2 separate regions of the Homo sapiens genome follow, and region 2 is linked to region 1. The links are chromatin loops, found by intact Hi-C in ENCODE. Cell type or tissue: ascending aorta. All regions are shown on one strand. Links, peaks and the distances in the headings refer to the core of each region. The heading gives the core; the rest is flanking DNA.

What was found. Peaks named below come from ENCODE experiments on the same cell type or tissue, not always from the same donor. Only the 100,000 strongest peaks of a DNase experiment are listed, where the experiment ranks them.
Region 2: it touches region 1 in a loop (8-fold over the local background); 4 of 110 quality-filtered maps call a loop at or near these places.

The regions. Positions count from the first base shown.
Region 1 is chr7:50,652,343-50,662,877 of GRCh38, reverse strand. All of the region lies in intron 7 of GRB10 (growth factor receptor bound protein 10), which reads left to right. Among named protein-coding and RNA genes, the nearest start is that of DDC, 92 kb to the right of the region's middle. RefSeq lists enhancers at 3,289-3,458, 9,361-9,991. In ascending aorta, for the core only: a CTCF peak has its summit at 5,149; DNase peaks (open chromatin) are centred at 5,087 and 5,447; H3K4me3 peaks cover 586 bases; H3K27ac peaks cover 2,500 bases.
Region 2 is chr7:50,724,746-50,735,280 of GRCh38, reverse strand. It overlaps GRB10 (growth factor receptor bound protein 10), which reads left to right. Exons shown (of 19, transcript NM_001350814.2): 4 at 2,913-3,009. The coding sequence starts at 2,959. Among named protein-coding and RNA genes, the nearest start is that of GRB10, 53 kb to the left of the region's middle. RefSeq lists an enhancer at 8,773-8,942. In ascending aorta, for the core only: no CTCF peak of the experiment used is centred there; no DNase peak of the experiment used is centred there; H3K27ac peaks cover 1,824 bases.

The sequences.
Region 1 (10,535 bases), core at 4,198-6,697:
CTGCATTCCAGATGGACAAGGAAGAGGCTTCAGATGAATCAGGTGATGTTAGACCAAGACTCACATTTGGGTTCTAAGAGATTCTATCAGGTAGAATCTTAATTTTCCTGTTTTTTAGCATCCGTTGGTGGTTACTACACATTTAATTTTCACAGCACTTCCACATGCTGCAAGGGAGAGACTATTTTCATATGGTGAAACCAAGGTCCTGAAGCTCCACAAGGTGAAATACTTTGGCTGGAGTCACACAGCCAACTAGAGGTACAGGCAGGAAATTGTACTCAATCTAGATGAGCCCAAAGCCTTAGTCTTCTTCCTGCCCCTCCCAGACCTCTGAGGTCAGCACTCTGCTGAGTTTGGAGAAGACACTCTGAGTCTGTCCCCCCTCCTGCCTGGGGCTGAAGCATCACCCCCCAAATGCAGCACACACTGGCATTTGCTGCTGAAAGGAGATGGATTTGTGCAGGCAGTGGAGGAGCTTAGCATCCAATTCTGAATAACCCTTCATTTCTTGGAGGTATTGGCAGACTTTCATTCCACTTATCAGGGAGCCTCGGTTTCCTGATTGTGCCTCGCACATCCTGGGTCATGACCATCGGAGAGGAAGACCTCTCTGAAAAGGAGGCCCAGGGGCTTTTAAGGACAGCACCTCCACTGCCAGGAAGCTGCCCCTCCTGCCATGCACCAGCCTGGGACTGCCAGGGGCTTGGTCTTCAACTGAGAAGGTCAAGGCACCTGGGCATGGGGCCAGACTCCAACTCCACAACATTGCAGGTAATGACAGTAGTAACACCAGCTGCTGAGATGTGGGGAGTCCTTCTCCTGGCAAGCGTGGGACACTGTGCTTCACCTGCTTTCAGGATGCCTTTGGCTGCAAGAAATAAAACCAAATCTGTCTGGTCTCTATTGTAAGGAGAGTTGCTTTTGCAGAACAGGAAGTCTAGGGCCGGAGACAGCAGCCACCACAGCCTCGTCCTGTGTCACGGCACTTGTCCTCTCTCCACAACGGCAGCTGGTGAGACCAGAGTTGGGCTTGTCACCCAGAAGCAGCTGTTCCATATACGGGTGGGTAAGCCAGGTATGCAGAAATGTGAAGTGGTGGCAAGGGCAACTGAGGCAACATGTGGGGCGCACTGACCCCACAGGCCCCAGTGAGTTGGTTGTGGTGTGTGATGCCAAGAACAGATTCACATGTTGAAGAAGCAGAAACCAAGAGCAGGCAGAGAACTGACTCCTACAGTAAATGTGCAGAGGTGCTGAGACAAGAGGGCGGGGTGTCCCCAGGGGCACCCTAGAGAAGAGTGCCGGTGAAGAAAAAGTATAGTAATGCTATTAGGAACTTGTTTATTTATGAACTTAAGACAAGCTCAGTGGGCACTTTGACAGGCCACACTTTCCTTCAGCCAATAAAGATTCTCGTGCAGCTACATAATGAGTTTTTAGAGCACATTTTTCCATTTGTTATTCAAACACAATTAGTCACATAGTTTAACCCTGTTAGTAATAGGACATAAATCTTGTCTTAGCTCCAATCAGCTCTTCTCCCTCTGCTTAATTTTAAAAATTAATTTTCTGGAACCACAGTAATCACTTTGGATAAGGGTTTGTGCATACAATTATTTACTAATGATCAAAATTAGGTCTCCTGAGGCTTTAACTGCATGCAATATGTTAGACCATCTTTGCTGAGAAAAACTAGTCCTGGCCTCCCAGTGCAGGTTGTTTCACAGAATGTATTGCACGGAGAGAATGCTCTCTCCTGCAAATGTGTGTCTGCAACTGGGCCTGTCCCGAGCAGTTTGCTGGTGGGCCTTGCTGAGGATGGACTTCCTCCATCCTTTAGCCCCTTCCACCCGCTGGCAAGCCCTGTTACTCTTAGCACCTCCACAGTCTGCCCGTGTCACCTTTTCTGGTGCCTTTGGAGATCAGAAGACATTGGGGCCTGAGCCTAACTGCAGTTTACCCTGAGTGCTGGGGACCCTGAGGGGTGCTGGCTGCAGTGGGTTGGGTCTGCAGCCCCCAGGGCCTTGGCCCTGGCGGGATGGATAAGATGCTGCGCCATCACAGGATGGTCCCTTGTGGCTTCACGCACGCAAGAGTCAGCATGAGGTGCACTTCAACTCATCCCGCCATTTTCAAGTTAAAATCCTCTGTCCTCGGCCCCCCTCACACCTGCATCTCTAACTCCTTTCCTTCTGCTACTGCGTGGCTCCTGTCTCCCAACGGAAGCCACCTGCCTGTAACCATTTCCCGTCTGCACCGAGAGGCCACGGTGTGGAGGGGGAGCTCCTGCCCACGGCACTTGGAAGGTGCTGGGGCAGAACCCAGCTCCAGCGCTGATGTGTGGCAGCATCTCTGGAAACTTCCATTTCCTGCTCTGTCTGAGGAGGCGGGGCCCTGCTGATGTCTCTGTGTCTTGGAGCTCAGGACAGTCAAATCTGCACCACGGCTGCCTCCCCTCTTGCCGTGTGAACGTGGCAGGACGTCCACTCCACCCCACTTCCTGCATGGACATGGCTCCATGGCTGTGCCCTACCTCCCTTCCTGCATGAATGCAGCACCACGGCTGCACCCCCCACTTCTGTGGTTGTGGCATGATGGCTGCACCCCCACTTCCCATTTGAATGCGGCACCGCAGTTGCGCCTCCCTGCCACTTCCCCTGTGGACGCGGCATGATGGCTGCACCCCCTACTTCCCACGTGAACACGGCACCGCAGCTGTGCCCCCATGCCCCTTTACTGCATGAACGCGGCACCACTACTGTGCCCCACCCCTTTGCCACGTGATCACTGCCTTCATCAGGAGTGACCACGAGACATGTGCTCTTAAGGAACCTGAGGCCCAGGGAGGATAAAGTCATCTTCCAAGGTCATTGACAAATACATCACAAAAAGTGGGTTTAGACTCAGGACCCGAGCTTCTAGCTGTCTTCTCAGTGTGCCACAGCAGTGCCCCAGACGACAGAAATGCATTTCAGTACGCCTAAGTGAACTCTCAACTTGTCATTCAATTACTTATGAGGGGACGCGTGAATCCCTGAAACCGTGCAAGCAAAACCCACACATGTAGCAGATCCCATTGCATTGCTCACCATCATTTATGCCCTCCGGCGTGGCCACCACTGAAGGATGGATGTTCTAACCTTATGGTCCTGTAATATGCTCCTCTAGGTGAGGGGCTGTCCTGGACAGGCTCTAGACAGAGATGAGTTTGCTCTACTGTCTGCCTTCCAAGACTTGGGCTACCCGGAGAAGAGACGTGGGCACACACACTATTGCACAGCTGCTTAGCTCAGCATGGGAGATAGGTGCAGGACCCAGAGCGACCTGGGAGCAGCCCTGCGTCCAGCCTTGAGCGTTGGCAGGTTCGGGTGTCCTCGGTGACTGTGAGCATTGCATTTGAGCCAAGGCTTTAACAGCAGGGTGGCCAGGACATGTTTTTTTCAAAGGGGGGCTTGGCTAGGCTCCCTCAGCTCTCCGTGGTTTGAGTAGGGTCTAGCTTTCTGGGTTTCAGTCTTCCTCTGGCGTTGCTGAGGTGACTGAGATCTCTTCACGTTTTTTACCTCTCATTTTCTAGAATGCCAGTTACCTGAGTTGTCCTGAGGGGGAAAAAGCCATGCAGGTTCAGTAAGTTTGGGAAATTTGGCATCGTCTATCGTTTTCTTGGCAATTCTACATTTCCCGTTTGATTTTAGAGGATCTGAAAAATCTTACAGAAAAAGAAAACCTACCTATTCACTCAAGCTAAGCTAGAGCATCTGAAACATTTGTGATCACAGAAGTGCTTTAGAGACAGCACCTGTAAACTTTACACAGAACGCACTTTGGGAAAGGGTGCTAAATTGCCCATGATTATTTTTAAAATGGTGAATGTCATCCTCACTTTTTTAGACTTTTCTGGCAGCTTTGCTAAAGCGGAGGTCTCTCACAGCTCTCTAGGGACCGCAGCCCCTGCAGTCTGAGAATAATCCCGAAGGCCCGACGTGACGGCACCTGCATGTTCCCGTGTTTGCATCAGAGCAAGTGATGCAATTGCAGCGAGGCAGTCGTGACCTGGAGCAGACCACTTGTTTGGCTAAATATGACACAGGAAATCAGTGCAGGAATCTTATGTGAAATCCCAACTACTAGTGTTTCTCCGGAGTACAAATATCTTTTAAAATATAAACCTCTGAATTTGAGGGGCCTAAAACAGATATTTTACTGTAGCATTGAATACCTCTTGATATCTATAGCTGTCAAGAGCATTGGAAATGTGAGCACTTAAATTATATACGTCTTTCACAGGAAGAATCACCATAGTTTTGCCAAAAATCTAAGTCTGTGCCTTGCCCACCTGTGGCCATCTACGTGAGGCTCCTGTGGACTCAAAGGCAAGGGCAGTGTGCAGTCATTGGTTATCGGTGGCCATCAGTGCTTTCACAGAGACCGCCTATTTTGCTAGCAACAGGAAGTAATTTTCCTTGGCAAACTGATTTGCTAATTCTTGCTGCTGCTTTGACTCGAAATTTCATCAGGTAAGGGGGAACCACTAGACAATGCACTTTCCCCAATTTACCTACCTGACAGCTTCTGCCATAAATGACTGCGAGCAAACAGCCTGCTGGTTTGTGTTTGGTTTTGAGTAGGAATCCACAGTTCACCCACTGGAGAAGCCTGTTACACTCACTGAACGTGGACATTGGCGCTTTATTTATACCTGTGAGCAGCCACGGAGGGACTTTTCTTTTCTCCTGCAATAGGCGCATGTGGCAGGTCCACCCAGTTTAGGATAAAGTGTTCTAGAGTTTACAGTCGAGAAGTGTTAGGCCTCTGGGTCTTGGTTGAGACCCAAGATGAGATGGGCCATCTAGGCCACTGCCTGGACAATGGCCATCTCTTTTCCTCCATGTCTTTTCTGTTTTTCTTTCCTTAGGCTCTCGCCTCAGTCTCTTAACTGGCTGAAGGACAAGTAGTTTGAGTAATAAAAATGTAAAAAAGAAAAAAAAAAGAATTAGTGGAGGAAACCAAGTGAAAGTGTTTTGAAAATCCAAAAAATTCACAAGAGAATTTGGTAAACATCCTCCCTCTGCTGTTGGTGCCAAGTCTGGACATTTCTAGGAAAGAGAGCACAGACATAGTCCCTGTGTGGGAAGGTTTACAAGTACATACCCTCTGCTGGTGATTTTTATTTTTTGGTCCCTGAGAGAACCAAATGCTAATGACTAACATGGTTTATCTTTTACTTTGCCCTAAAATAGCATCTTCGCTGTCATCTTACAACAGAGATTCTCTAGAATCAGGGCAGTAGTTTCTAGCCCTATTTATAGAACCCTGGCATCTTCAGATTTATTTATATGAGGAAATCCCCGAAAAGATTTAAATGGGAACACCATGTACCGGCGCACATTCCTCTCTTTTTGTTCACGGGTAGTGTTTCCGCTCACACAGTCCCTGGTCTCTCTGCAGAATCCTGGAAGGGAATGAGAAGCAGTGTTGCCATGCCAGGAGCCGCGGGAACATCACAGACACTCGAGGAAGTGGGAAGCAACATTGCTTTCTTCTTCATTTAACCTTGGAGCCTAAGTGTGACTGCCCTTTTGACTCTGACCATTGAACTGGCACAAAAACAGTATTGTAACAGTATTAAAAACAAAGTCAGCTCTTTCCATCTGCCCAGAGTTTGGTCGAGTTCCTGGCCCCTCGGCATTTTATCAGGTTTTAGTAAAGGTGGATATAATTTTAGATATGTTTTCAGTTATTTAACATCTCATAAGTATTTTCTGTGTTTCTTAGTGTGGTCTTCCTAAAAAACACTCATGATAGCTGATACCTACATTGATGAGTACCGATTTGTGCCATATTTACCTACTTCACAGTGACCAGATAATTTGCATTGTCGTCCAGTGTCTGTGCTATAAATGATGCTTCACTGGGTGCCTGGAGTGCAGCTGTTGCCACATTTTGAATCCTTTCCCCAGGGTAGACCCTAGAAGTCAGATTCCTACTAAAAGGTTGAGGATGTTTTATAGCTCAGGATGTGTGTTGCTATATCTGTCTGCAAAGACCTGCTTATGTTGATTACCACATCCGGGATAGAGTGAGTTTCGGGACTTCCGAGCCCTGACCCCATTCCTGGAGCCTTTCTCCACCTCTGCATTCTCCCTAATGAGAGAGTGGCTCAGAGGCACCGCATGGTAGCACACGGTGGCTTTGGAAGCCTGCCTTCCCCAGCAGGGGTGGAACTCTGTGTCCCAGGTGGTCAGCAGCTGTTTGCAGGGACTCCAGGATTTGTGTCTTCAGAATACCGCAGACACCTTAGCAAGCCCTCTGGCTTTTCCGTGGCTATTTCTGGGTGTATAGTAATTTTATGACAAGTCAGGCCTGTGTGGCCCTGCAGTGACAGGGATGAAGGAAGAAGAGAGTCTAGTGGCGTTTGCATAGGCTACTGCATAGTCACCACATCGGGTCTCTGACCTTATGAGCTTAGAGATCTCCAGCATGTATTGTTCCAGTAGTTACACATCCTGTCTTTTTCAGCTGTGCAGCACAGCTCACTGCCGCTGCCTCCCTGACATGGTCTCAAGTCCACAGGATCGCCCTGGGACGGAGGATCAGAGTGACCGATAGCAAGCAAGGACCTTGGGTCTGCTTGTCTAAACCCCTCACATGTGTGCACATCTCACACTCTGCGCTCAGCCCGCGCCTGTCTCCTCAGGGTTCCAACTTCCCCTACCAGGACACAGTCAGGAAATAACGCCCTTACTGTCCTCTGTTCCTCTCTTGTGCCCATTCACTGATAGATTTTAGGTGGTTTCTACATGCAGGTACTGCCTGGGTGCTGGGGTCTGAGGCTGGCAGGGCAGACACAGCCTTGCCCTCTGGGAGCCCATAACCCAGTGAGAGAAACCAATGCTAATCACCTTATAGAGGCACATTATCACAGACAGTTTCCAACATGCTGCCAGGACATTCCATCATGTGGGGAGAGCTATCAGTGGGGCCGAAGATGAGGAATCCTTAAGTGCCTTGGAAGGCATACAGTGTTCCAGAAAGAGGGAATGAGGACAGTTGAGGAAGGCACAGGCACCCTGGATGGTGGCTGAGATAGTATAGAGGAGGCAGCGCCTAGGAAGCCAGGGCCTTAGGTGTCCCAGGAAGAGATTGGTCTCCAGGGCAAAGGAGGTCTCTGGCAGAGAGGGGAAAGCAGCTTTGTACTTTGCTTTGCCTGCTGCAGTGTGAAGGATGGACTGGGCTGGAGGAGGTGTGGGATAGCCGGTTGGGATGCAGGTGCAGGAGATGCTGACGTGTTATCTGGACTAGGGCAGTGGAGTGAAGTTGGACAGCTGAGTGCATCTAAGTAAAATTGGTAAGATGTGATTTATTGATTTCTCATAGTTTTCATGGTCTGTAAGACAACTTGCAGTTCTGTGTTTCCTCTGTCTTTAAATATACGTTCAACCTAACGCTCAGGTCATTTCTAGATACCATTCTCCAATAAAAGGAGCCAGGGCTGCCTGGGAGATGCTTAAAGAATGAAGGGGACATGGCATAAAGACACAGGAGCCAGCATGAAGGGCCAGGGGAAAATAATAACTTACGTGTGTGGAAACACCTGGCAGACACTCTTCCCAGGTGAGCCACACTGATGTCACCAAAAAAGGGTCAGGGCAGCATTGTGTGGCTCCTGAGCTGTGGCACCCAGGGGGACACAGCATCTCTACAGCTAATCTCAAAGGGACGTCAGCTGAACCAGAACCAAGAGACATTCTAGAGAATGACCTCGGGTTTTGAGGTCATAGAAGACCCCCACAGAAACAAAAGCCAAAAACAAAACCCAAATCTGAGGAACTAAAGAGCCAAGGCAGTCAAACGCAGCTTGGGTCCTGGACTGAATCATGAACCAAGAACAACATTGTTTTTGTTTTTTTTCCCTTTTCTAAAAGGACAGGAGTCAGACACTTGGCTAAATTTGGATGAGGTCTGTAAATTAGCTAATGGTAGTATATCAGTGTTAATTTCCTGATTTTGATCATTGTACTGTAGTTATGCGAGTGTTCTTGTTTGTAGGAAATATACACAAAGCCATCTAGCAGGAAAGGGGCGAGATGTCTGCAACCCACTCTCCTAGGTAGGTAGGGAAAGAGAATGGGAATTTGATAAAGCGAATGGGGTGAAATGTTAATATTTGGAGTACTAAGGTGAAGAATATATACAGAGAGTTTTTGTATTGCTTTTTGCACATTTTTTGTAAAAATGCTAAACAAATTATTTCAAAATAAAATTATTTCAAAATAAAATGCTAAACAAAGAAAAACCCCTGCTTAGAATCAAAAATGTGCCTCTTAACATGCACTGATGCTGCAGTGAGCTCTTTCTAGAGGAGAAACCTCACAGAAAACAGAACTGACCAGGTCATCCCACAGTAATTCTCCCTGTTGACCAGAACCTCGTCTGTTAAGGCCAGACCAGGGCAAGCTCTGCAGAGGTGCCCTTGCCTGGGACTCTGTGAGGCTTGGCAGCGGCCACCTGAAGGCAGGAGAATATTTATTGCCATCAACTGATCTGTCTCTGGTTTTTCACAACTCGGGATCAAGGCACGCTCTGAGCTGGTGCTGTTGGCCATGGGAAACACTCGCAGAGCCACCTCCCTGGGACCCCGTGGTGCCCTAGGCATCCCCAGGCATTCCCCACACTTCAGGAGAAGCTGGGGACATGCTGCTGCTTCCTTCCTTCTTTCCAAAAGCCATGGAATACTCATAATTCTGTTGGCAGAACACACTGTGCAAAGGGGGTTGTCTCTTCCATGCTCAGCTTCCTTGTGTATAAACGTCATCCGAGGGCGGGGGATTCCTGAGCCTTCAGCCCTTGAGCCTCAGCATACTGTGAAAGGTTCCCGAGAAGACGGAACACAAGGGAATAAAGACCTCATGGTCTCAAGCACAGTGACAGCCGCATGGTTACACTTCTAGCTGGATTTATATTAGTGTCTGTAATCACTTACAGTTCAAGAGGAAGATCTTGTTATCATTGTGAGCCCCTTCCAGCCTGTACTTCAGAGGTCCCTTTTTGATCTACCAACTTTACTTGGGTAGCTTCTTCATGTAGCCACCTGGGGGATGGCAGGGGTGGCTAGTCATGGACCCTGTGAACAGTGGTGAAGCGTGTGGAAGGAAAACTTAAGTCTCTTCCCGATGCATCGTTTCACCAGCCCGGGGAGGCCAGCGGCTGAAGTGGTCTCTGGCAATTTCCAAGGGGAGGAGTGTGGGAGAACTCAGAGGGCTGGGAGGGCTCTTCCTGCCTGGGGAGGGTTGTGGCTTGGAACACATGCAGGGCAGTTGTGCAGAGCCTAAGCTGCACGTGTGTACACACACCTGCACTTGTTGTGTGCTGTTTCCTATGAGATGAAAATGTCAGACCTGAAATCTCTTCCTGAGTCCCCCACTCTCTTGGCTGTCCCAGTTGCAGCGGGTGGGGCTGGCCGAGACAAACAGCTTTTAGTGCAATAGCGTCTGGAGGCTGTGGGAGATTAGTTGTACTCCTCTTGTGCAAGCCCTTATGTATGCTGTGGCTGTTCCCGGCTTCATGGGCGGTGCTGCAGCACAGCACAGACTCTTCCTGCTGTGGCTACCTCCTGCTGCCCCACCACACAGTCCTCCCTCGGAGCATGCACTGGGGCCCACGGCCTAGGGCTGACAGTGCCTAGGAAGACGGTGCCTGCCTGCTGCCCGTGCCCAGGAAGATGCCTTGCTCCTCATCGTACTGGGGCCAGCTGAAGAAGGGCACAGAGGCCAGCAGGGGGGAGTGTGAAGTGGGCCCTGGTATATTGCACTCAGCAGTTGCTCACCTCCTTTGTAACCAGTTACATGAGAGGGGACAAAAATTCTTCATTGTATTCCAGTAAGATTCTAGTAGGTACCAAGAGCATAACTAGGAACAGCTTTGGGAATGTGAATTCTGACCACAGTGAATTGTGTTGTTGAGGGCAGGAATCCAAAGAAGACTGGGCCATTGGAGGATCAAGAGTGAATTATCTCCATGCTGATAATTCTGAGTCAAACTAAACCTGGTGTGCAATAAGCCAAAGGATGAGGCAAAGAAAACGAAGGGGATGGGTAAAAAGAAACATTTTGATAGAAAAATCTGCCGTCTCAGCGAAGTCTGCGTGGTGTCTGCTTTGACCAATCTCATGCTATTAAGATTTTCAGGTATTTGATCGGAGGGCTTGGTTGTTAGCAAGCAGCGGAAGTCTCAGAATCCTTCTCCTCCCACTCTGGAATGACCTGGTCTCTGGACACATACCTGGTGCATGTGGCTTGTCTCTTTCTCTGGTGACGCTGTATGGCCATCTCCCTCAAAGGCATTGTTTGTTCTTTTATTAGCAGTCAGTTCAGTGGCCCAAGTCCCTGGAAGGCGTTCTTCTCTTATTCTGTGTCCACCCTCTTTGGTGTAATTTGGAGTTCCCCTAATAAAGGACAGGTTGCTTCTATAGAAACCGAAGTTGTTCTGTAGGTGAACAACTTTTATGCCATAGAGACTAAAGAGAACCAGATTTG
Region 2 (10,535 bases), core at 5,339-7,838, 71 kb before region 1:
TAGTTTTCAGTGTACAAGTAGTTCACCTCTTTGATTACATGTATTTCTAAGTATTTTGTTATTTTTGATGCTATTGTAAATGGAATTGTTTTCTTAATTATCTATTGGATTGTTCTTAATTTATAAACACAAATGGTTTTTGCGTGTTCACTTTGTATCCTGTACCTTTGCTGAACTCATTTACTAGCTCTGATAGTTTTTTATTATGGAATCTTTAGGGTTTTTACATATAAGATTATGTCATATGTCATCTCTGAACCTTGATGATTTTAGTTCCTCCTTTCCAATTTGGATCCCTTTTATTTCTTTTTCTTGTCTCAGTGCTCTGGCGAGGACTTCCAATACTATGTTGAATAGAAGTGGTGAAAGTTGGCGTCTTTGTCTTGTTCCTGATCTCAGGGGAGAAGCTTTTCATCTTTCACCATTAAGCATGATGTTAGCTGTGGATTGGTTACATTTTATTAGAGACCAGAGATAGCCCAGCCCTCTTACTGTATCTAACTATAGTTTACTTGTCCCAAGGAAACTGTTCCACTGGGCTTATGGGACACACATTTTCCTGGCGGAGAAGCCATCTCCTTTGGCAAATACTTTCAAAGGTGATATTTAGGTAATAAAATTGGCATATTAAGTGATATTTTTGACAGTCTTAACACACATTAAGTTTGAAACTTCAGGGAGAAAATAAGAACATATTTCTATATGTCAAACACATCCAGGAATTCCAGAAGGCATATTAGTGAGGGCCAGTGAGTCTCCACGGATGAGCTGGGAGACTGGGAGATGACCACAGCAGGGAGGCGTGCGGCGTGCGTGGGGGGTGTGGGCAGCCTGGTGGGATGTGGCAGAACTGTCACCCAGCGGGCAAGGTGGCCAAGAGGACACTCCTTCCTCTCCCAGGCCCTCAGAGATGTGGGCGAAGGGGAGAGAAACAGGTCCTTGCAGTTAGGGGAGAAGGCAGAAAGAGTGTTTAGAGATGGGGCTAGGACATGGGAGGTGGTGGGGTGAGGTAGAGAGTGAGGAGTCGCACAAGAGTGTGTTTGCTGGTGTGGAAGGCAGAGGCCGCCTGGCTGCCCGCAGGAGACATCCAGGCATGGTCCTGCGATCTGGCAGCAAATGATTTGGGGCACTGATCCACCTCAACGGCTAGGGGTGACGGCCTGTCCAGTGAACCCAAACCGATATGTGTATGAAAATAAATAAATATATGTTTAAATATATAAATATTTATATTCATATGTATTCAATATATAAAGATTTATTTTAAGGAACTTGCAAGTTTGAAATCTGCAGAGCAGGCAGGCTGGAAACTCAAGCAGGAGTTTGCTACAGTCTTAAGCTAAATTCTTGTTTCTCTAGGAAATCTCAGTGTTTGCTCTCAAGGCCTTCTGTGGATTGGGTAATGCCTCTGTTAAGGGTCATTTCCTTTAAGCCAAGTAACTGTAGACATTAACCACACCTACAGAATACCTTCATGGCAATAGCCAGACTGGTGTTTGACTAAGTGACTGGGAATTAGAGCCTGGACTGTTGACGTGTAACACCAGCTACCCCGAGGACAGGCTGACTGTGAGCCGGAGAAGGCTGAGGCCTTGGGGCTGCTGATCATGGCAGAGGTGAAGGGTGGATGCGGGCACAGTTCTCACTGAGTAGGTTGGGGACGTCTGAGCCAGGTCATGGACCTGCTCCCTTCATTGTGCCAGTACTTCCACTGCTATTGACTGCTTCCTTTCAGCCCCAGCAAAGTGTTCTGGGGCGTTCTTTGGTGATTTGAGGGATTCTAGAGAAACTCTTGCAGAAAACATGGTTGGTAGTAAATTTTACAGATCTGGGATGCTTCTGTTCCTTTTAGCTGTGATGAGAATTCCCTAGTGATTTTATATTTTGGGTCTGTGTTAGTTTAGTAAGGCTGTCATAACAAAGTGCCACAGACTGGGGAGGGGGCGAGGGGACTTAAATAGCAGAAATCCATTTCCCGCAGTCTGGATATTGGAAGTCCATGATCAAAGGTATCGGCCGATTTGGTTTCTCCTGAGGCCTCTCTCCTTGGCTTGCAGATGTTCATTTTCTCAAGGTGTCCTGACATGGTCTTCTCTCTGTACAAGTCTGTGTTCTAATATTCTCTTCTTACAAAAACACCGCTTGTATTGGATTAGGGCCCACCCTCATCATCTCATTTTAACTTAGTGACGTGTTTAAAGACCCTCCTTCCAAATACAGTCACATTCTGAGGTACTAGGAGTTAGGGCTGCAGCTTAGGAACTTTGGGAGGATACAGTTCATCCCATAACAGGGTCTTGTCTTGATTTTTGTTGTTGTTATTCTGATTGTTAGAATTAATATCCCTCATTTTATTCGGTACTAGGTGCCGTGGCCCACAGGGGAGAGTATGTAATGAGTTTGTCAGGTTGGATGTCCACTGAGAATTCCGATTTGTTCTATGGCTTGTGGAGCTAGTGTTCACTCAAATGATGTTCTGTGGTCCTGTCCCCAAACACACACACACAACCCCTTCTGGGCTTCTTTGGAATTTGTCTGAATCCCTATTTGCGAAAGCTTGATGAAGTTTGCAGGGTGTTAATAGATGGTATAGGGAAGAAGGGTGAGGCAGTGCAGGAGAGTGCTGGGAATGTGTGAGTTAAATTTAGAGGGTCTGATGTCACCCTCACCACTCTGGGCACCCTTCTACCCCACAGACTTTTGACCTCACAGATGACCTCTCAGGGCACCATAGTTGGGGACCATCTCTGCATGTCAGCAAAAAGCTGGTGCCCCGAGCAAGTGTCCTTACTGAACCTACAAGCTAAGACCAAGAGCTGCCCATTCAGACATGTCACACTTGAACCAGCCATAAGTAGTGGATTTTTTTTTTTTTTTCTGGCTTGGCTTCTCACAGTCTGTCTTTATTCCAGGTGCTGCAGCGCAGTAAATGTAATTTGAAGAAGGCAGAAGGAACCCATGGCTTTAGCCGGCTGCCCAGATTCCTTTTTGCACCATCCGTACTACCAGGTATGGGCGAGCACATATATCTGATCCTGGCCCGATGGTGCTGGTCGAGGGCCAGGGCACACATGTCGCCAGCAGCCATGGATCGTTTCTGTAGCTCTCAGGTCACTAGGACACGCTGGAGCAGGGGCTGGTGACAAGTCCCATGGTGCAGAGGCCCACTGCCCTTTCTGCCTCGGTCTTCTGTGTCTTGCTTTGCCTTGTAAGATAGCGTGGTCATATTCCCGTTTGACTGTGCGTACTTTTCTAAAAGAGTTTGGTTGTAGTACAGAGTTGCCCCCTGAGAGCCGGGCTTCCGTGTTTGGAATGAAGCAAGCACTCACTGTGTTTTTCACCTTCTGGGTCGGGCCAGACACTCCTGATGACGGGTTCTGCAGTGATGGTGGTTGTCGGGACATTCACCTGGACACATGTGCTCACGCGTGAGGGAGTGGGAAGGAGAAAGGGCTTGGTGTCTTAACAGATGTTCTAGAGGGAGTCCTCTCCACAGATTGGCTCTTTCCTTTCCTGAGAGCCCTAGGTGGAATTTTGTGGGAGAACAAGTTCATTTCTGTTCCTTCACTTTCTCTAGCTCTTCTTCATGGGCTGCTAGAACAGTTTCATCTGCAAGTTCCCTTCATCTTCTGAAACAGATTTTATTTGAACTTTCACTTGGTGTAGACAGATTCATTGTTAGGGGATGGTCTTTGGTTCTTTAGATTTGATTCGCGAATCCTGGTTCATCCTTACTCGTGATTTGTCATTGGAAGTACTTACACCATCTCTCCCAGGCCTGTGACTTTTCGGCTGGAGCAGTCCTAGGTTTGGAAGTCCTTTTATATGTTCAGGCTGTGGTCAGCTTTTTGCACTTCTTTGAACTTATTTTCTCTCTTAGTCTGTGAAGTCTCTTTTTAGCTACTGTGATGAGAAATTGCCTACAGCATTATGGCTGCAAAAAGATGCCTTTGAACATTTTTTTTTTTTTTTTGGTATCTAAGTGAAGCAAGCCTTCGAAGAAAGGCTGAAGATTAGGAATACCGTTCATTCTAATCGTCGAATGTGACACAAAGCCAAAATTGGTTACAAGCCAGAAAAGAGGATTAAAACCTTAGCGAACTGCAAAGTTTGGTGGTGACCCCTGAGTCTGTGTAGTTTGTGAGCTCTGGAACAGGCATCTGCCTCTCCCTCTGCATAATTGTCTTCTTGTTCTTAAAGAGGCTGTGGTTGCCTCCCCCCATTGATTAAAGCTCTGTGCTGCACCCACAGGTCACAAGTCCAGTTCTCGTGTGGCCAGTTAGTGTTAGCTAGTTGTCCGGGCCCGACTGCACCCTTCACCCCTGCCTGCCACTTCCTACTCAGTCCCAAGAGAGTGCAGTCAGTGAGCTCAAAGAACATCCCCAAGGGAAAGTCTCTCTTGAGGTCATTTTCGTAGTGCTGTCCTCGGCTGGGTATAGAATAGGCTTTTAGGGCCAGATAATGGCCACAGAGGTTCTGTCAGCTTCCCTTCCCTTCCTGGCATTTCCAGTTTCCTGCTGGTACCTACAGAAGTGGCAGACTTACAAGCTGTGTCAGTTCCTCCCTTGATGGCCTTGTTAGGTGTTTGTAGTCACCGATGCCCCAGGCTGCTTTCCTGGAGCCAGGAAGTCAGGAAGGAAGGGTGGGCTTTCCCTGCTATGTGCTGTCATGCTTTGAGGAAATACTCATTGCTTCTCAGGGCCATTTGAAAGCACTGTCTTACTCTTTAAAAAATTTGACAGCAAGACTTGGCGGCATATGTCCCTTGTTCCTGGAAAATAAGATGACAGTTCCAGAATTTCTCAGAATATGGGATGATTTACAATGGGTTCCAGTCTTGAGCAGTCGTAATTATATTATAATAATTAGATAAATCTCCAGAGTTTTATAGAGAAAAATTTATTCTTAAAACCTTCAACATACAAATAATTTTCTAATTCTAGCTGTTCACTTGCAGCAGTGGCTTGGATTAGATAGATGGTTCAGTCCGTGAGTCACTGATGTGATTTTTAAAATATGCACAGAAGCACCAAAATTACTGTATGCATTTAATCATCCTGCTGTTGGAGGGCAGCAGTTGGGGAGGGGTTCTGGCAAGGTTGGGGATGACCCACTTCACTTTTAAGACTTAAGTTTTTCCTTTAGAATGTGACACATCATAATTCTCTGACCTTGGAGAAATCCTGCAACTTTCCCTACCGCAGTTTCCATACCGAAGTTTTGGTAGAAAAGGGTTAGTGGTATCTGGGTTGTAGCAGGGATTAGAGGAAATATGTCTAAATTACCCGGCGCCTGGTCATCCTTTAGAAGCTGAGTCAAGGGCTGTGATCTTTAATTCTTTGATAGAGCACCAGCCAGGTACCAGGCACATGTTTTGGGCTAGGGAGCCAGCTTTGAGCTCGGCAGACAGATCTTTGGGGCTCCTGGATTCCAGTGGAGGAGACAGACATGGAACAACTGGCAAGTGAGATAGCTGTGAATAATGATACTAATTCTGAAGCAAATAAAATGGGACAACGGGGGGAGAGAGGGCCGGCTGCCTTGGTCTTCGGGGGGGGCTCCGTTAGTAGGGTCCTATAGCTCATTGTCTGCCATTTTTAAAATCAAAAGGTCTGAAGCAAGAAATTTCCTCATTTATTATGCCACGGCAGAGTCCAGAGCTTTGCCGAACACAGGGTCTGCCTGGGAAGTGGGATGGGGTTTATGGAGCTCCCTCTGGGCCCTGCACATCTGTGTTCATTGATGTGGACACTGTGTTATCATTCTCCATTCCCCAAAACTCTTAATTCTTAACCATGTCCAGCCTCCAGGCTTTTGAAGAAGGAATTATGCACCTATGACAAAATTATGGTAAATAAAAGCAACATTTATTATCTTTCAGAAAAATGCAAAATAGGAAATAAAATGTGCTTGGCTACAAACTTCCGTACACAATGTTGAACTGAGCATTAGAAATGAAACAACTTGCATGTGAATTTTATGTAGGTGATTAAATTTACTGTTGAATTTCCAAAAGCAATGTTTTTATTTTCATAGTTTTCTGATTTCTGAATTAAAAACAATCATGCTTAGAAATGAGCCATCTTAGAAACTCTCCTTGCCATCCTGCCCTGCAGAGCCTCAGCTTTTGGTGGAGATAATGGCAACAGCATTAGTGCACATACACGCTGTCCAGCCCCAGGACACCACAAGATGTGTGTTGTGGTTCCATTTCAGTGCTGTGTCCCTGAAGCTTCAGGCGGGGAACCTACTCTTCTAGTGCAGGGCTTGACGAACTGCAATCTGCTTTTGCAGATAAAGTTTTATTGGAGGCTGGTCTTGGTGGCTCACGCCTGTAATCCCAGCACTTTGGGAGGCAGAGGCGGGTGGACCACTTGAGGCCAGGAGTTCGAGACCAGCTTGGCCAACATGGGGATACCCTGTCTCTATTGAAAATACAAAAATTAGTCAGGCGTGGTGGCGCACACCTGTTATCCCAGCTACTCAGGAAGCTGAGGCAGGAGAATTGCTTGAACCCAGGAGGTGGAGGTTGCAGTGAGCCAAGATCGTGCCACTGCATTCCAGCCTGGGCGACAGAGCAAGACCCGGTCTCAAAAAATAAAATTAAAGTTTTATTGGAACTTGGCCATTGGGTTTTGTATTGTCTGTGGCTGCTTCCAAGCCCCATCAGCAGAGTTGGGTAGTGTTTGACCCTTTACAGAAGAAAGTTTTTTCTGGGACACTGACTGCTAGAATGAACCTTTTTGGATGGACAGAGGCTCAAGGGGGCCTCCTTGTATCAGCTCATCTCCTCCCCATTTTCTGGGTTAGAAACAGTCCTCAGATGAGACTTCATCTGCTGATCACATACAGCTTTGGATTTTCTGTTGGGTGCCCTAGATTCCTTAATCTTTTGGCAGTGCGTGGAGGAGCTGAAAGATGACATCATCTCCGAGAGTTGATTTGGGCTCAGTTCCTGGAAATGAATTCCATTCCCAAAGTCTGTCACTGTTGTTATTATTATTATTATTTTTAGTGAAAGAGTGATTCTGTAGTTTTTCATTTTTAAGTACTACACCCCCCCCCCATACTTTGGCTAAAGAACATTTTATTAGACTACATTTTCTTTAAGAAATTTGTTGATAGTACCTGCCACTCTTAACCCTTGAGGTGGGAAGTTACGAAGATCATTTGAAATGTCTCTCTTTAAATTTTATTTGACTGTTCCAGCTGATAGGACATTTACCTAAAATGGTTTTCCAAGTCATTTAAGGTTATGATTCTGAACTTAGGAACAGCAGCTATGTTATGGAGATATTTTGTGAGGTAAAACAGGCAGTGTGTTGACTACTATTCACCTGCATGGCTTTAGGCATGGTGTTTAAATTCTCCACATTTCTTCTGTTTTCAGCGTCATTGTGAAAATTGGAAGACACTTATATAAACTTTGGCATTGTGTTTAGCACACAAAAGACCCTGTTAAATGTGAGCCACTGTTTGGATGAGCTGGTATGTGATTTTTTTGTTTTAGAGTGTAGAATTATTTTTAAGAATGTAAGTTTTTTTTTTTTAAGTGATTTGTGCGATACTTATGTAAATTTGAGATTATAATCTTTTTAAGTCTTTAAAATCATGTGAATATTCACTTAAAACAAATAGATGGCATTTGGTTTGGGAAAATACTTTTCATTGATCTGGCAAATTGCTGTTAACTGGCTTTATTTATTTAAATCCTAGGTAGTTAATTACATATTAGTAAATAGTTTACACTTTCTGTAACTAACAGAATCAGTTGAAAACTCTATTCTTTAAATGTTCTAAGTAACTTTGACTAATTTGTTTGTTCGCTTACCATTTTATGAACAGTTGATTGGCAGACCATGGCTGGGTATTAGGGTACCAGGTGAACAAGATGTCAACCCTGCCTGCAGGGAGCTCCCAGCCCTGGAGGGAGACAGACAGGTACAACAACCAACCATGGGCCACCATGACCTGGGATGCTGTCAGTGGTGTGCTTTGTGCAGACAAGTAGAGGGGAGGGTGATTAATCCCCCATCCCATGTCATTTCCTGCTAGAACTGTAAAACTAACATATTCGACAGCCTGCAAGCTGACCACTCAGAGGCTGGCAGTGGGGAAAAGATTAAGCTCTTCCTGTTTACTTCCCTTGTCTTCAGCCTTCCACCGACTCTGTGAATTGGGTACCTTCATGATACCCATTTTATAAATGAGAAAACTGAGGTTTTTACTATATGCTGGTCATCATGCTGAGGACTTTACTTGGATTTTCTCTCCTGCCAATGCTACGCGGTGGGGACCTTCATGTTCTCCCCTTTGCAGATGAGATTATCAAAGCAGAAAAAGACCATCTCTCCTACTGAGTAACAGAGGTACATTCGTCTCTGTGAAGTGTGTTTATGTTTAATGTTGGTGAGACTGAGGAGAACAAGTTTTTGTCCAAATGCCAAAATCTCCTCCTCAGAATTATTATAATAAAACATAGAATTTGTATCCTGCAATTTTGGACTTATTGAATTTCTTTGATCATGAAATGCCATAAGTCAGTTTTAACAACAGCTTTTCAGTTGAAATAAAGATTATTATGTATTGTCCCTAAATGTGTCATGTGTGCTGATCGTAAGGTGTTTGCATTTTTAAAATGTTAAAATGGGGAGTGGGGCATGTCTTAAAATCAATGAAATATGACAGATAAGTAAATAAATGGAAATAAAAATACATAAATATGTATATATTTATTCTCAGTGCTTTTCTTTTTAATGCCTAAATCTTCTCAAACATCATCATCCTCAAGTATGGGCTTAAAGTCTGATTTTTTTTGAATAATATAAACAACTATATTTATCACATATTTTCTATGTATTATTTTTGTTTTTTGTTTTTTTTGAGACAGAGTCTCACTCTGTCACCTAGGCTGGAATGCAGTGGCCCAATCTCAGCTCACTGCAACCCCCACCTCCCGGGTTCAAGCGATTGTCCTGCCTCAGCCTCCCGAGTACCTGGAATTATAGGCATGCACCATCACACCTGGCTAATTTTTGTATTTTTAGCAGAGATGGGGTTTCGCCATGTTGGCCAGGCTGGTCTTGAACTTCTGGTCTCAAGTAGTCTGCCCATCTCTGCCTCCCAAAGGTCTGGGATTATAGATAGGGGTGAGCCACTGCACCCAGCCTGTGTTATTTTTATCCTCTCTCTGGTACTGTGGCAAATATTCTGGATGTGTTATTTTTTCTATTTCTTTTTTCCAGGAAACCAGGGCTTGCAGATATTGGTAAGTTGCCCAAGGTCACACAGCTTGTAATGGGATAGATCAGGGATCAGGCGTACGGGGTCAAGCCTGAAGCCTATGTCCTTAACCATTCCACTGTCTGGTTTTTCCTTGGCACCGTGTGCTTGGCTGTGCAGATATCTATTTGATTGGGGGTGCTAGAGTTGATTATCTTTTTCATAAGATTTCATAAGCAGTGGAGGAGCAGAACACAATATTGGTCTATGACTTTGCACTGCCTTTTAGAAGGACATATCTAATCAGGGATACCTATATCCCACTTCTGTTTTCCTCCTACTTATCATGGGGGTTAAATCCCCACAGAAATATTTGTGTTCTTTTAATTTTCCATCCCATGAAAGTTCAATGTTAGTAATCAACTTTCCCTTTGCCATCTATCTGCCCAGAAGCTACTGTGAAATCACTTATCAAAGTCTTTGTTTTTGTTTTACTTATGAGACCAGATGGTTGCCTTTTCTGTTGTAAAGTGTCAAAGTTTCTACTAGACCTACAAAAACCAAAACTTACCTGCTGTGTGTGTGTCACTGTATTCGTCCACACTCACACCGCTTATAAAGAACTGCCTGGGACTGGGTAATTTATAAAGAAATGAGGTTTAATTGACTCATAGTTCCGCAGCCTGTACAGGAAGCATGGCTGGAAGGCCTCAGGAAACTTAAAATCATGGCAGAAGCAAAGGGGAAGCTGGCAAGTCTTACGTGGCTGGAGCAGGAGGAAAAGAGCACAAAAGGGGAGGTGCTACACACTTTCCAACAACCAGGTCTCGTGGCAACTTACTGTCATGAGAATAGCAAGGGGGACATCTGCCCCTGTGATCCCGTCACCTACCACCAGGCTCCTCCTCCAACCTTGGGGATGGACATGAGATTTTGGGCGGGGATACAAATGCAAACCATATCAGTCGCCATTACAGCAGGTAGGGCAGGCAGCAGGCAGGTAACCAGCAGAGCAGGCAGCAGGCACAGCTACCTTGCCGGGAGTGTTTTTCCAGGAGAGATGGCAGTATCAAGCGCACGCAGACTTGGAAAGGCATCATGGCGTACCTGGTTGGAGCATGAATCCTTGATTCAACTGTTTTCTTTGCACAGAGTCATATTACTTGATTACCAAAGGGAAGGGAACTCATGACCCTCAGGGACAGGCTGTTTATCTGTGGTCAGAAGATGGGCCTCCTGTAACATTGACTGTGCTCCCTTCTGGCCTTGTCAGTAACGCAGAGCAAATCACTTCCGTCTCTCTGCGTTTGAAG